Regions from separate parts of the Homo sapiens genome. Here region 1 is linked to region 2. The links are chromatin contacts, found by Hi-C or POLR2A ChIA-PET in ENCODE. All regions are on one chromosome and are shown on one strand. The core of a region is the stretch at or near the end of the contact, and the rest is flanking DNA. Distances in the headings are between cores, read along the strand shown.

What was found. A loop is a pair of places that touch in the nucleus more often than their neighbours do. ChIA-PET counts read pairs that join two places held with the same protein, here RNA polymerase II (POLR2A). Pooled maps may share reads with other maps.
Region 1: POLR2A ChIA-PET joins it to region 2 with 65 read pairs in H1. The contact joins the enhancer-like site here to the promoter of OAZ2 in region 2. A Hi-C loop is called at or near these places in 1 of 168 maps with a recorded cell type or tissue (sigmoid colon) and 5 of 50 pooled maps. POLR2A ChIA-PET finds 5 or more read pairs at or near these places in 7 of 52 experiments (AG04450, H1, Panc1 and 2 more).

What each region holds. Positions count from the first base shown.
Region 1 is chr15:64,805,264-64,812,322 of GRCh38, forward strand. No RefSeq gene overlaps it. Among named protein-coding and RNA genes, the nearest start is that of PIF1, 17 kb to the right of the region's middle. RefSeq lists enhancers at 418-926, 1,434-1,941, 3,465-3,972, 5,495-6,002, 6,003-6,508. Within about 2 kb of position 2,217, at least 2 of the 41 ENCODE cell types and tissues checked have a DNase peak (open chromatin) inside an H3K27ac peak, as active enhancers do.
Region 2 is chr15:64,697,980-64,704,549 of GRCh38, forward strand. It overlaps OAZ2 (ornithine decarboxylase antizyme 2), which reads right to left and starts at 5,302. Exons shown (of 5, transcript NM_002537.3): 1 at 5,050-5,302. The coding sequence starts at 5,069. It overlaps LOC124903507 (a long non-coding RNA gene), which reads left to right and starts at 6,564. Exons shown (of 3, transcript XR_007064679.1): 1 at 6,564-6,570. RefSeq lists enhancers at 1,585-2,421, 2,422-3,259 and silencers at 4,888-5,107, 5,118-5,437.

The DNA of each region.
Region 1 (7,059 bases), core at 967-3,466, 100 kb after region 2:
CCCAAAGTGCTGGGATTACAGGTGTGAGCCACTGTGCCCAGTCCTTTCTTTTTTTTTCTTTTCTTTTTTTTTTTTTTTTTGAGACAGTCTTGCCCTGTCGCCCAGGCTGGAGTGCAGTGGCGCGATCTCGGCTCACTGCAACCTCCGCCTCTCAGGTTCAAGCTATTCTCTGCCTCAGCCTCCGGAGTAGCTGGGATTACAAGCACCCACCACCACGCCCGGTAATTTTTGTATTTTTTTAGTAGAGATGGGGTTTCACCATCTTGGCCAGGCTGGTCTTGAACTCCTGACCTTGTGATCCACCTGCCTTGGTCTCCCAAAGCGTTGGGATTACAGGCGTGAGCCACCATGCCTGGCCTTTTCTTTTCTTTTTTTGAGACAGGATCTTGCTCTGTCCTTCAGGCTGGAGTGCAGTGGCACTATCAGCTCACAGCAGCCTTGACCTCCTGGGCTCAAACAATCCTCCTGCCTCAGCCTCCTGAGTAGCTGGGACTACAGGTATGCATCACCACACTCAGCTAATGTTTTTTTGATTTTTTGTAGAGACAAGGTCTCACCATGTTGTCCGGGCTGGACTTGAACTCCCAAAAGTGTTGGGATTACAGGCATAAGCTGCTGCGCCCAGCTGAGAGAGACCATTCTGAGAGAGGCCATGGGAGCCTCAGCAGGCTGTGAGACAACCTTAGCCAGGGCAGGAGCCTGGAAACAGGTGGGCAGATGAGGCTGGGCTGATGGGAGATGCATGAGGTCTGAGCTGGAAGGGATCTCAAAGATCTCTCCAACTCATTTTACAGGAGGAAATTGAGGCCCAAAGAGGGAAAGGGGCTTGCCCAATGACACACAAGAGGTTAACGGTAGAGCCAGGCTAGAAAGACCCAGAGAAGATCAAGTACACCCCAATTAAACACAAAGTTCACCCTCACATACTCCCACCTCCAGGCACCACCGCCCCCGCCCCATCCAACAAGCACACTAACACTGGGGCAGTGACAGTGGCTGCATTTCCTCCTATAATAGACCCTCTTTTCCCAGGATGAAGCCCCCACCTTAGGTTATTAGGGGCTCCAGTCAGACCCAGCTCAGCTTCTATTTCACTGTGGGGACCCTGGGGCCTTCCTTCCCATTCCCTGAGCCACAGTTTGCTCATCTGTGATGTGAGGCCACTGGACCAACTGACCACTGTGGTTTTTTCAGTTCTCAGTGAGCAGAGGAAGGCGAGGCTAGGGCTTCTTCCTCCCTCTGGTCCCCCAGCCCCCAGTCCAGCCTGACAGGGGTGGGGCCGGCCTGCTGGGGCTCACATGCCTGAGGAGTAAGCTCCTGGTCCCGAGGAGGCAACATGATCTGTAAAAGATCCCTGACCATCTTTTTGAACCCTGGAGAGGGCGTCTCAGTCATATGAGGACCACAGGGGGATTAGCGATGCTTAGAAGGGAGGCCAGGGAGGCAGCCACCTGGGGGAAAGACTAGGAAGAGGGGAAGTGGGAGAGAAGGAAGTAGCAGTGGGGCAGGTCTGAGTCAGGGACCGAAGACCTGGGAAAGGCAGCTCTGGTGGGTCTGGAGAGGAGGCAGAAGAGAGGAAGGCAGGCGGAGGAAGGGTGTGTGCTCAGGGCTTTGAATGATGCCTGAAAAGGGCCTAGAAGTCTTGTGTCACATAGTCCCTGGCACAAGGAGACCTGGCAGAGAAGGGGAGAAAGCGTTAAATCTGGAGCCTGCCAGCTTGGATTTCAGACCCTTCCACTCAGGCTGTGTGACCCTGGGCAAGTTTTTTGCTCTCTCTGAGCCTCAGGTTCTAACAAAGAGCAGTTTTGGTGCATCGTTCACACTGGGTGGGCTGTGAGGTCAGATGTCCATCCAACCTCAGACCCTCCATGGCCCTTGCCGGTCTTCCTGGGTATGCCCCTCCTTTAGCCAAAGCATATATCCCCCCATGCCCCTCCCCCAACGCCTGCAAGAGCTGCCCTGTCCTAGCCTTCTGGGAGTGCCCCAGCCCCTCTGAAGGGGTTCGAGCCAATCCAGGGCCTATGCAATGAGGGACCAGCAGGACTCAGGGGATGGGGGAAAGGACCTTCTCAAGGCTCATTTTGGGAGGGGGAGTACATACCTGCTTCCCCCACCCGTGCTCCCCCATGACCCACTCCATGGGATATTTGGGTTTCCTCCCCTTTCCCGAGCTCAGGCCCTGCTTGCTTTCTCCACAACAAGGAGCGAATGTTATTTAAAAGGAGATCAGGAGATTTGCCTTAAATAGGCATGGAGTGCTGTGCCAGGTCCCAGTAGAGGGGCGGGAGAGGAGGCCATCTTGGCGGAAGGGAGAAAGGAGTGGAGCTGCAAGAGAGAACAACCTCCCAGGAGTGCGCAGAGCCCTGCACAGTTTACCAAGCACAGGCCTAGTCTGCGGGGAGACGCCCCGGTCTTCAGATGCCAGGAGTGTGGAGGTTTTCTGGGAGGCAAGGGGATAGGGCCTGCAGAGTGGGGGGCTGTCTTGAGACCTCCCCTGACACCTGCCCCCACCATCAGTTTCCAGACCTTTGGCCCCTGCCCCCGGGCTGCCCCTGCCTGTCCTCCCAGCCCTAGCTTGTAACTGGATGCCATCCTCACTCTGCACCTTCCCAGGTGAGCTGGGGCTCTGCTTACTGAACCCAACACCCACTGGGGGCGGGGATTGAGGGGGCACCCCTGGGGCGGGCATCTGCCTGGAGGCTGAGGCTGAAGGCGGGAGCTGGAGCTGCGGGGGAGGAGTGGAGATGGGCTGGCTGTCTCATTCACAGCCCCCGCCCCAGGCCTCCTCAGGAATTTAGGGTTCCAATTCCCTATTCAAGGTCACCTTCTAAGCCTTTCAAGCCCCACCCCTCCCATCTTGGCCTGCCAGGGCCAAGGACTCAGGGGCACCCCCCTGCCATTTCTGTCCCAGCAGGTGATGCTCTTGGAATCTTAAGGAAATGGAGTCTGGCCTGTGGAGTTTTGGGGACAGAGCTAGGGGGAAAGGAAGCATCCCATGTTCAGTCCTTTTTTCAAAGGCCCTGAACACCAAGGTGAGGCCTCAGATACCTGGATGCCCAACCTGGATCTGCCATTTACAGCCATATGACCTAGGGCCACCCACCTTCTGTGAGCCTTGACTTCCTCTGTAAACTAGGTCTAAAGATTCCACTGTAGACTGGGCGCGGTGGCTCACACTTGTAATCCCAGCACTTTGGGAGGCTGAGGTGGGCGGATCACCTGAGGCTGGGAGTTCGAGACCAGCCTGACCGACATGGAGAAACCCCGTCTCTACTAAAAATACAAAATTAGCCGGACGTGGTGGTGCATGCCTGTAATCCCAGCTACTCAGGAGGCTGAGGCAGGAGAACTGCTTGAATCCGGGAGGGGGAGGTTGCAGAGAGCCGAGATCACGCCATTGCACTCCAGCCTGGGCAACAAGAGCGAAATTCCGTCTCAAAAAAAAAAAAAAATTCCACTTTAGAGTTGTCGAAGTCGCTTTCATAAGAAAATGGGCAGAAGACAGAAGGGGGATTATGCCCAAGTGCACTAACTGACCGGGACCTGTACCTCACGTGTGTTGCGGGAGGCAGAGTGGGGAGATTTCATCCTCCCCTTCCCCATGGTGGGTGGGCGCAGCCCAGGTCCTCCAGAAGGCCAGACAGGAAGGAAGGCTTTGTGAAAGATGGCATTCATTTACTCTGGGCTGCTGTGAATTCTCTTTGTTATTCCCCAGAGGCTGCTCAAGAGGGGGTTAATGGGGCGGGGGATGGCCCCTTCAGGTGACAATAATCAAGACAAATAAATAAGAGCTAACCTTGAGGGTTTGCTGCATCCCTGGCCTGACTCCAGCTCTTCTGTCTTCCTAACTCCATCCATGTTTGATCGGCTTTATCCCCATTTCACCAACGATGAAACCAGAGCTCAGATTTAAGCAGAATAACCACAGTCACACAGTCGGGAACTGATGGGGCCAGTGTTTAAACACAGGAATCTGGCTTCAGGGCTCTCTGCTGACTTTGCAAAAATCCCAGGACCCTTTATTTGGGACTTGGGTTCCAGATACAGCTTGCAGTGTGGCCATAGCCAAGTCACCTAACCTCTCAGAAGTTAGGTTTCTCAGCCATGCGCAGTGGTTCATGCCTGTAATCCCAGCACTTTGGGAGAACAAGGCAGGCAGATCACTTGAGGTCGGGAGTTCCAGACCAACCTGACCAACGTGGAGAAACCCCGTCTCTACTAAAAATACAAAATTAGCCAGCTGTAATCCCAGCTACTCGGGAGGCTGAGGCAGGAGAATTGCTTGAACCCATGAGGCAGAGGTTGCAGTGTGCTGAGATGGCACCACTGCACTGCAACCTGGGTGACAGAGCAAGACTGTCTCAAAAAAAACAAAAAAACAAAAAAGAGAAAAGAAAAAGAAATTAGGTTTCTCTCTTTATAAAATGGGGACAATTGTCCCAACCTCCCAGGGTTATTGTGAAAAACAAACTAGAGGGTTAATGAGGCCGGGCATGGTGGCTCGCCCCTGTAATCCCAATGCTTTGGGAGGCTGAGGCAGGAGTATTGCTTGAGCTCAGGAGTTCGAGGCTGCAGCAAGCTCTGACTGCGTCACTGCACTCCAACCTGGGTGACAGAGCTAGACCCTATCTCAAAAACAAAAACAAACCAACAAGAGGGTTAATGAGCACAAAGCAGATAATCTGATGGAAGATTATTTAAAACTTCCCTGCTCTACACTAACTCAGCCCCCACCTCCTAAAGTGTCCATGCACCCCCCACCTAAGCCCAGAGACTGGGAGACAAAGGCTCTGCGGTTCCCTGGGAAAGGACTGAATGACCAATTGGCGCCACCTAGTGGTCTGCAGTGCATGGGGAGCGGGAGGGCCCGGCTGCTCCGGGATTGGGGGTTAAGTAAGATCATTAGCCCAGTGCGGATGGGAAAAATATACCAGGACGTCAGAAAGGATGGGGTCAGGCCTAGTTGGCACCCCACTGAAGACAGGGTGAAGGAGCGCACAGGGCTCAGGGTTCTATTCTAGTTCCAGTTCTGCCACTAAGAACCTCTCCAGGCCTCAGCTACCTCCTTTGCAGAATGGGAGTAAACATTCCTTACCTCTCAGGTCACTGTCCAAGCCTTTGTTCACTTATGAAACATTTAATGAAGCATCTGCTTTCAAAAGTCATCCTGCTGAGGGTTGTGAGGACACAAAGACATCTCAGCTGTGTCTCTCGGGATCAAGGGATCCGCTTCATCCTAGCAGGGAGACTGAGCTGTAAATTGCTCACTACCCTCAGATGCAGATCCCAGGGGACACTGAGGAGGGAGCATAAGGCACAGGAGGCAAGTGGAGGGACAGCAGGTAGTGGGACTCCCCCTCCAAGGGTGAATGTCTTTGAGAAGTGGCAGGAACTGTGACAAGTCAGGTCATAAGATTATCTTTCTGAGGGCCATCGCCCCGCCCCTCTTGCCTGGCCCCCTGCCTGCCTCCCAGCTGGGGACTGGATCGCCCTGGGCTGAGCCCCCTACTCTGGGCTCAGCCCCCTCAGGGCCAGGCCAGCCTCCCCACATACCACCTTCTCTTGCATTAAAGCCTTTAAAGTGGACCATAGGTCCATCAAGGATAGTTCACATCTCTGTGCATTTGCACTGTGTAGCTCCTCTCTCCAAACACCTTTTCTCCAACTCGTCCACCTGGCAAAGTCAACTCCAGCCTTCCTGTGGGAGAGTGGAGAGGAGAGTGCGAAATCCCCCAACTAGGAAGGAAACAGAAATGAAGGGGTGCCCCCTGCCCCCATCAGCAGTGGCACAGCCTGTAAGAATGTGAAATATACATTTGGTCTTCATCCCCATTTCCTGGCATACAACTCCTAAAATCCTTGGAATCTCCAAAGTGATAAGTGTCTTTTTGTATGCTGATGATTGCCTGATGGCCGGCAGCCCCTAGGCAGCTTCAGGATGGGGCTGGTCACCAGAAAGACCAGGGCAGGATTAGAGGGTTGGGACTTTCAGCCCCACCCTATGACCTCAGGGGAGGGGAGGGAGCTGAAAGTTAAATTGATGACCAATGGTTAATCAATCATGCTTACATAATGAATTCTCCATAAAAGGCCCCAAAGCAGAGGTTCTAAGAGCTTCTGGGTAGCTGAGCAAGTGGATATTAGTGGAGGAAGGCTTTCCCACAGAGGGAAGCTCCACACCCCTTCCCCCACGTATCCTTTTCTAATAAAGTGATAAATGTGTTTCCCTGAGTTCTGTAACTCACTTTAGGAAATTAATCAAACCAAAAGAGGGGGGTCTTGGGAACCCCAACTTGAAGCCAGTCGGTCAGAAGTTCCAGAGGCCCAGACTTGTGACTGTCTGAAGGGGCTGTCAGTTTTGGTGACTGAGTCCTCAACCTGTGGGATCTGAGGCTGCCTCCAGGTAGATAGCTTCAGAATTAAATTAGAGGACACCCAGCTAGTGTCCGCTACAGAATTGCTTGTTTGTTGATGGGAAGAAGTCCCTGCATTTGGTCACAGAAGTCTTCTCTCTGTGTTAATTGTTGTTGCTGTTGAGAGAACAGGAAAAAGCAGTTGGAGTTTTTCCACCCACACCCTGCTATATGAGGGCAGCTTTCTTGGGCAGGTAGCAAGTCCTGGTCGCCTAAGGGTAAGCTCTCTACCTTCCTTATTTCTTTGTTCATTCCCTTGCTGTCTGCCTGCCCCTTTCCATGTGCTGGGTGTGTGTGTGTGTGTGTGTGTGTGTGTGTGTGTGTGTGTGTGTGTGTGTGTGTATTTTTGCTTTGTTTTGTTTTGAGCTGGAGTCTCACTCTGTTACCCAGCCTGAGTTTCAGTGACATGATATCTTGGCTCACTGCAACCTCTGCCCCCTGGGCTCAAGTGATCCTCCCACTTCAGCCTCCTGGGACCACAGACACGCACCACCATGCCTGGTTAATTTTTTGTATTTTTGGTAGAGATGGGTTTCACCTTGTTGCCCAGGCTGGTCTCAAACTCCTGATTTCAAGTGATTCACCCACCTCAGCCTCCCAAAGTGCCGGGATTACAGGTGCGAGCCACCGTATATGGCTCTCCCTG
Region 2 (6,570 bases), core at 4,052-6,551:
GGAATGTCTTTGATGACTAATCCCTACGCAAAAAGATGTGCCATCACTTAGCAAAATAGAAAGTAAGAAAGGTGAGAGGGTGATGACCACCTCCAGTCTAGTGTGGCTGTAGAGGCTGATTTCCAGCTACCGATGCCCCTTCCATCTGAGAAAGGGCCCCTGGGCAGATGCCAGGCAAAAGTCATTTCACTAGGGCTATTCTGCGTTCCACAGGGACTCTTCTTGCTAAGCACAATTATAAAGAAAATGACATCACCACTCTGAATCACAGGCTGAAAGCAAAATTGGGTTTTGGTTGATTCTCCACAAGAAACACAGTTATAGTGATAGCTAGAATATCTGTGCCTTTGGGGTTTGCTTATCACACAGCTGATATTGGTACATATGCCAAAGGAACGCACAATCACATATGCTACCAGAGGTGAGTGGATAGCTAGGTAATCAAGCTTTAATATAAGACTTTACTTTTACATATTAAGTACCTCAATCTAGTTTGCAGAGTAAGGTCATCACACAGTGCCAGCCTCTTCCCAGGACAGAATTACATCATTGTTTATATAGTATCAAAGGACTAAGAAATTTTCTTAAGGTTTATCTTATACAAAGCATTTTACACTACTGCTGCTAACCGGACACTACCTGTTTTGTTCACTTTAAGTGACAAAATTCTTGCCTGCCTACTTGTCCCTTTCTTGTCTATAACTTTTTTTTTTTTTTTTAAGAGATGGGGCATCTCACTATGTTGCCCAGGCTGGTCTTGAACTCCTGGGCTCAAGCAATCGTCTCAGCCTCCCAAAGTGCTGGGATTACAGGTGTGAGCCACCATGCCTGGCCTGGTCTGTAACTTTGGCTTCATAACCTTCTAAATCATGGCACCAACTTGAATCAACACTGCATACTCTTTCAAAAAGGGATGAATTACTCATTTTGTTTTTCTAGAAATGCACATTTGTAACATCCCTCTATCCCACTCCTCAGTCCCCTTTTTTATATTTTTGAGCAGCTCTGAGGCTAAATTTGGATTTCTTGGCAGAGTGAGGAATTGCTATTATTAGCCCACACTGCTTTCTGAAGCATAGCTCTGATTTTGGGGGATTCCTGACTATACTAGGAGAGTCTGTGTCTGTCTCTCTCTCTCTCCTCTTTGACTCTCTCCTCTCTCTCTCCCCTCTCTCCTCTCCCCCAACCCTCCTACCATAGAGTGACCTTGAAGGCACATCATTGGAAAACTGGCTCTCCCTACCACCCCATGCCCAACAAGCCATATTGTCAATAAATAAGGAATAACTGAAACCAGACCCTTTAGGAAGAGACAGAAATTCCATTACCCAGGAAACCACTCAGTGAAGATGCTGATAGTTCTGATATGTTCTTATGCCCTGCCCCCTTCCCCCAAAAAACCACCTGCAGAACCAAATGTTTCTCCTCAAAGCCCATCAGCACAGATTGATAATAATATCACTATCAAGCCAGGGCTAGTGCTTCTCTACATACTGTACTGTCACAGGTACAAAGCAAGCCCTGGACAGATACTGTCTCCCTGCCCCCACAAATCCAGGGAGAAAAAGACCAGGAAGCTTGATTTCCTTGGATTTAAACCTCATGTTCAAAAAGGATAATAAAGGTGCTCGTACTTGTATCTTCTTCCCTCCCCCACCATCAGGAATTCTGACATTTTGGAAGTACCAATCAGAATAACACTGGAAAGGAAGAGCCTTGTTTTCAAAACATAGTGCCAGCTCCTCTGCAACTATTTCTTCCAGGAAACCAAGCCTCCACCTCCTGAGTTTTTCACTGGAGCCAGGGAAGCTGAAAATCCCATCCCCCACCCAATGGGAGCTAAATTCCCAGCCAGCTCCCCACTCTATGGATATGAAACACTCGAGAACACTGACTGGGAAGAACATCCGGCTCTTATCAGAATCCCTAGTTAGGACTCTACCAGGATTCCTTTTAGAAAGTTAGGGGCAGGCCCAAGGAATCTAGGAAACACGCTATGGAAATGGGATTGCCATCACTCAAAGAAACCAGACACCCTGCACACAACACCCCACCCCCAGGCCAAGTGGAGGAGCCTGATCCAAGGCCTAGCTCCTACCCAGGCCCTGGCAGGCCAGTTGGCTCCTCTCTCCACCTGCCTCTCATACAGCCAGGCCCCTCAAATTACCAACACGCTAAGCAAGGGCCCTGGAGACAAGCAAGCCTGTTTTGCCACTTAGGAAGCTGGAAAGAATTTTCGAGTCAAGTTAACCCAACCCCCTCTTCTTTTCACATGTAAGCACACTGGCTCAGCCAGAACTCAGGTCTTTCAACCTCACAGTTGGTGAAGACTCTTACATGTTGGTTCCAAGTTGCTCAACTCTCAGGGCTCAGCCTACAAAAGACTCGGCATTTCGACCAGCTCAGTCCAGAGGACTCCAGAGAATGACTGCTGAGACCACCCCACTTTCCAACCCCCACTACAGACACACAAAAAGAACAGAAAAAAAAGTCTATCTCACATACCCCTTGAGTGGGTTTTGTTGTAGGTCTCTCTGCTCCCCTCCACCCCTGTGCTTCATCCTGCCCTCTCTCATACCTGCCATCTATCCTCAGCACACACGGCGCCTTTGCCACAAGTAACACCTTTGCATCCAGCACTCTCCGTGTCTATATCCGCCTCCACCTCCTCAGCTCCCGAGGGGCTGGGTTACAGAAGATGGAGTGAAAGGGGGGAATGCAGAGGGGATGGACATGGAGAGTCTTGGAAAAGGAAACTCTAACAGCTGATGGGTTGTAGGGTAAAGAGAACATGGGAGGCAGGGATAACAGGTCAAATAAGACCATAACAAATTATCAAACGGCGAGTGAATTTTCTTCCTGCATGCAAAGAAGAAATGAGGGGGAGGGCACCAGTTAAGAGTCTGAGACTTGGGGGAAGAAAATGGCCAATGGCTGAGAACTGAGTACAGACAGGAACTTCAGAAGCTGTTGCAGGTATTGTATCTTGGGCACTTCTGGACAGCACCTGAGAGAGAAAGACTAAGAAATCCCTGAAGAAATTGAGCCCAGGAGGCAGAGGTTGCAGTGAGCCCAGATCGCACCACTGCACTCCAGCCTGCGCCACAGAGTGAGACCCTGTCTCAAAAAAAAAAAAAAAAAAAAATATTCCTCGAAGAAAATTAGGCCTTTGTCAGTAGAAAAGGGCTGACACCCACTACAGGAATAGGATGGGAAAAGCTGCAGGAAGGAAGCTGTGGTTTTTAACCCCAGCTTTGCATTATAAAGAATTACCTGGGGAGCTTTAAAACTATATGCTAATAATCAGGACACTCTAGGCCAATGAGACCAATCTTTGAAGGTAAGGCCCAAGTGACTGATTTCTCAAATGTGAAGCCAGGGTAAGAAACACTGAAATACAAGAAAAGCTGAAAACCCAGTTGGAATATTTAAGGCTGGTGCTGTTAACAAGTGGGAAAGGAAAGTTGAGAGACTATTTCAGTAAGAAGAGTGCCCAAGTTTGAGAGGAATCCTGAGTGGCAGTTAGAGGGCTCTATGCAAAGAAAAGCAATAAAGAAGGCAATGCATTTGAGAGGAACTAGTCTAATTCTGAATAGAACATGGCCCAATTTAAGGAAGATTTACAGGGAATGGATCTGCTTGCAAAATAATGAGGCCCAAGTGAGAGGCAGAGGCCATAAGGCCAAATCTGGGGACAAAAGGTCTGGTGTGGGGAACTAATGAGCTTCAGACACGGTTTGGACAGGACAGCAACAAGTTTGGGGAAAAAATGAGGAAGAGAATTAGGTCCAAATTGTAAATGAAAGCCATTCTGATGTATAAGGAGCAACTAGGATTAAAAATTCCGGGGAATTAGGAAATTGTGGAACAGTTTCAGAGAACAGAGGCAGAAATATGGGATATATTAAAATTTGAGGGAGAGATAGGTGAGAAGGGTTGTCTTGGAGAAAGAGAGGCATGTAGAGAAAGGAAAATTGAGGAACTATCTGCAGGGGGAAGGATATACCATGCAAGTTTGGAAAACCAGGGTGCTCGGTCTGAGAAAGATGTGCAGCCTTTCTCTAATTAATGGGGGAAGACTAGGGTCGGGTTTTGAGGGAGGAAATTGCAAAGATCTAGTGTCCAGAATATAGAGCTTGGTTTGAAGGCACTGGAGGTACAGGGGGAAGGTTCACTGGAAGCGAGATGGCTGGGTCCTGTGATCTAATGATCCAAAGACGGGATTCAGTTAAGAGGGGAAGGAGAAGGATGAGTTCCAGCTGAGAAAAGATGTTTAGAGGGTAAGAATGTTTCCAAGAGTGTTGGGGGTATACCATTGGGGCAACAGGATGGAGCACAAGAATCAAACCTGGTGTTTGATAAATAAAAGGAATGGCGCTGGGAGACTGGGAAAATGGGGCCTAACTGGGAGAGGGGTGTGGAGAGGGGAAGGTGGGGGAAAGATGAAGCTGAAGTATGGGACCAGGAGGAAGAGGCTGGACATCTGTGTAAGGACTGCTAGGCCTGAAGAGAATGGGGGGAGGGTGATGAGTGGGGGTAAACTGAGAACTGAAGGATGGAGGTTGACTTTGCGGGGGGCAGTGATATGAGAAGAGTCTGGGTGGGGGGTGCAGTTTTCATCAGGGAGGGAATTCAAAGGGAAGGGTGAAGTGACTTATAAGGGGAGTAAGAAAGATTTGAGGAAGACAGGAAACAATTTGGGGAATCTGGATGCCGGGGAAAGCCCAGTTTGGGGAATGGGGCACAATTCGGTGGGGCTGAAAGAAAAAAGGGGACTTGCTTGGAAGGTTGGGTTCCGGCTTTTGGGGGCTTTAGGGGAGGAGAAGGCCCGGATGAGGGGGATGGGCCCGGCTGAAGAGGGGGCTAAAGGACAGAAGAAGGCCCAGTTGCAGGGCTGAGGACCGGACTAGGGTGGCTGAAGTGGTGAACGGACCTGGCTGGGGGCGGATGGCCCCGCTGCGGGGGGCGGGGGCCGGCTAGGGGTACGTGAGAGGCCCTCTGGAGCAGATGAGGGAGGATGGGGGCGGGGAGCCTGGGCCGGGCCGTTACCTGTCCTGGGTGTTTATCATCCTCGGCGGCTCTGCTCAGGGTGGGAGGAGGCGGCGCAGGGAGTGGATAGATGGATGAGTGGGTGGGTGTGGGGTCACGCGCGCGGGGTCGATCTCTGCGGGCTAAGTCCCTGTCAGGCCGCGGGCCGAGCGCCTCCTTTTGCCTCAGCGAGCGCCTGCCTCCAACTGACCCTCCCCGGCCGCCACCGCCGCCGCCGCCGCCGCCGCCCCGCCCCCGAGTGCCTCATCTGCATAGCCCCACCCCAGCGCCGCGCGGTGTCCTGGGAAACTGGGGCCCACAACAAAGGGCAAAGCACCGCCCCGCCTCCGCGCAGGCGCACCACGGACCGATCGTGGGGGTAGGGCTAGGGGGTCCGAACGAAGGGCAGGCTGTGCAGGAGGCCATGACCAAGGCGGTGGGTCTGCCCGCAGCTGCGGCAGCGCGGCCCAGAAGATGCGTTGTGTTTCCGGTAGTTTTCTGTGAGGATTGACTCAACCTGGTCCTCATCCCTATTCCTTGTTGGCGTGGGGCCGAACAGGGCTGTGCCATTTGGGAGGATATTAAAACAAAATCAGAAATCTTAAGAGAACTACACACATATTAGCACCATTCCTAGTCTGAGTCCAGGCCCACAGATCTGTTATCTCAGCTCATAATGCAGATCAATAACCTCAGCTGTCAGGGTAGATCAACAATCTCAGCATCTCGCACACATCTCATGTCAATCGTCAAGGCTGCTCCAAGCACTGGCTTAGGTCATCTGAAGCCAGAACTCTGTAGATCATGAGCACAGTCACAACAAGACAGTCGTGGAAAGCGTCGTCACTAACTTGTTCACGGTCACTTCAGATCACAATCAGTGCAAGTTACTTCAATCGATCATGCAAGGTTACTAGTTCAGTCACCTCCATTCATTATCCCTACTGGTCCTTATGACAGATTAGTGCCTGAAGGCCACAGTCACCGGTGCGCAGACCCCTCAGATCACAGTCCTTGTAGGTTACAATCACAGACACTTCAACACAATCATCAAAAGCCCCGACTCTGTTCACAGTCAACCCAGATTGCAATCAAGAGAGGTCACATTATCTCAGATCACAGTGGGTCACTCTGTCACCTCAGATTACATCCATTCAGTTATTCAACAAATAATTATTTTATTTATTTACTTATTTTTGAGATGGAGTCTCTCTCTGTGGCCCAGGCTGGAGTGCAGTGGCACAATCTCAGCTCACTGCAACCTCCACCTCCCGGGTTCAAGCGATTCTCCTGCCTCAGCCTCCTGAGTAGCTGGGATTACAGACATGTACCACCATGCCCGGCTAATTTTTGTATTTTTAGTAGAGACGAGGTTTCACCATGTTGCCCAAGCTGGTCTTGAACTCCTGACTTCAGGTGATCCACCTGCCTCGGCCTCCAAAAGTACTGGGATTACAGGCATGAGCCACCGCACCCGGCCAACAAATAATTATTGAATAGCTACTTACTGTATGCTCCAGGCATGTGCTAGAGTCCAAGAAT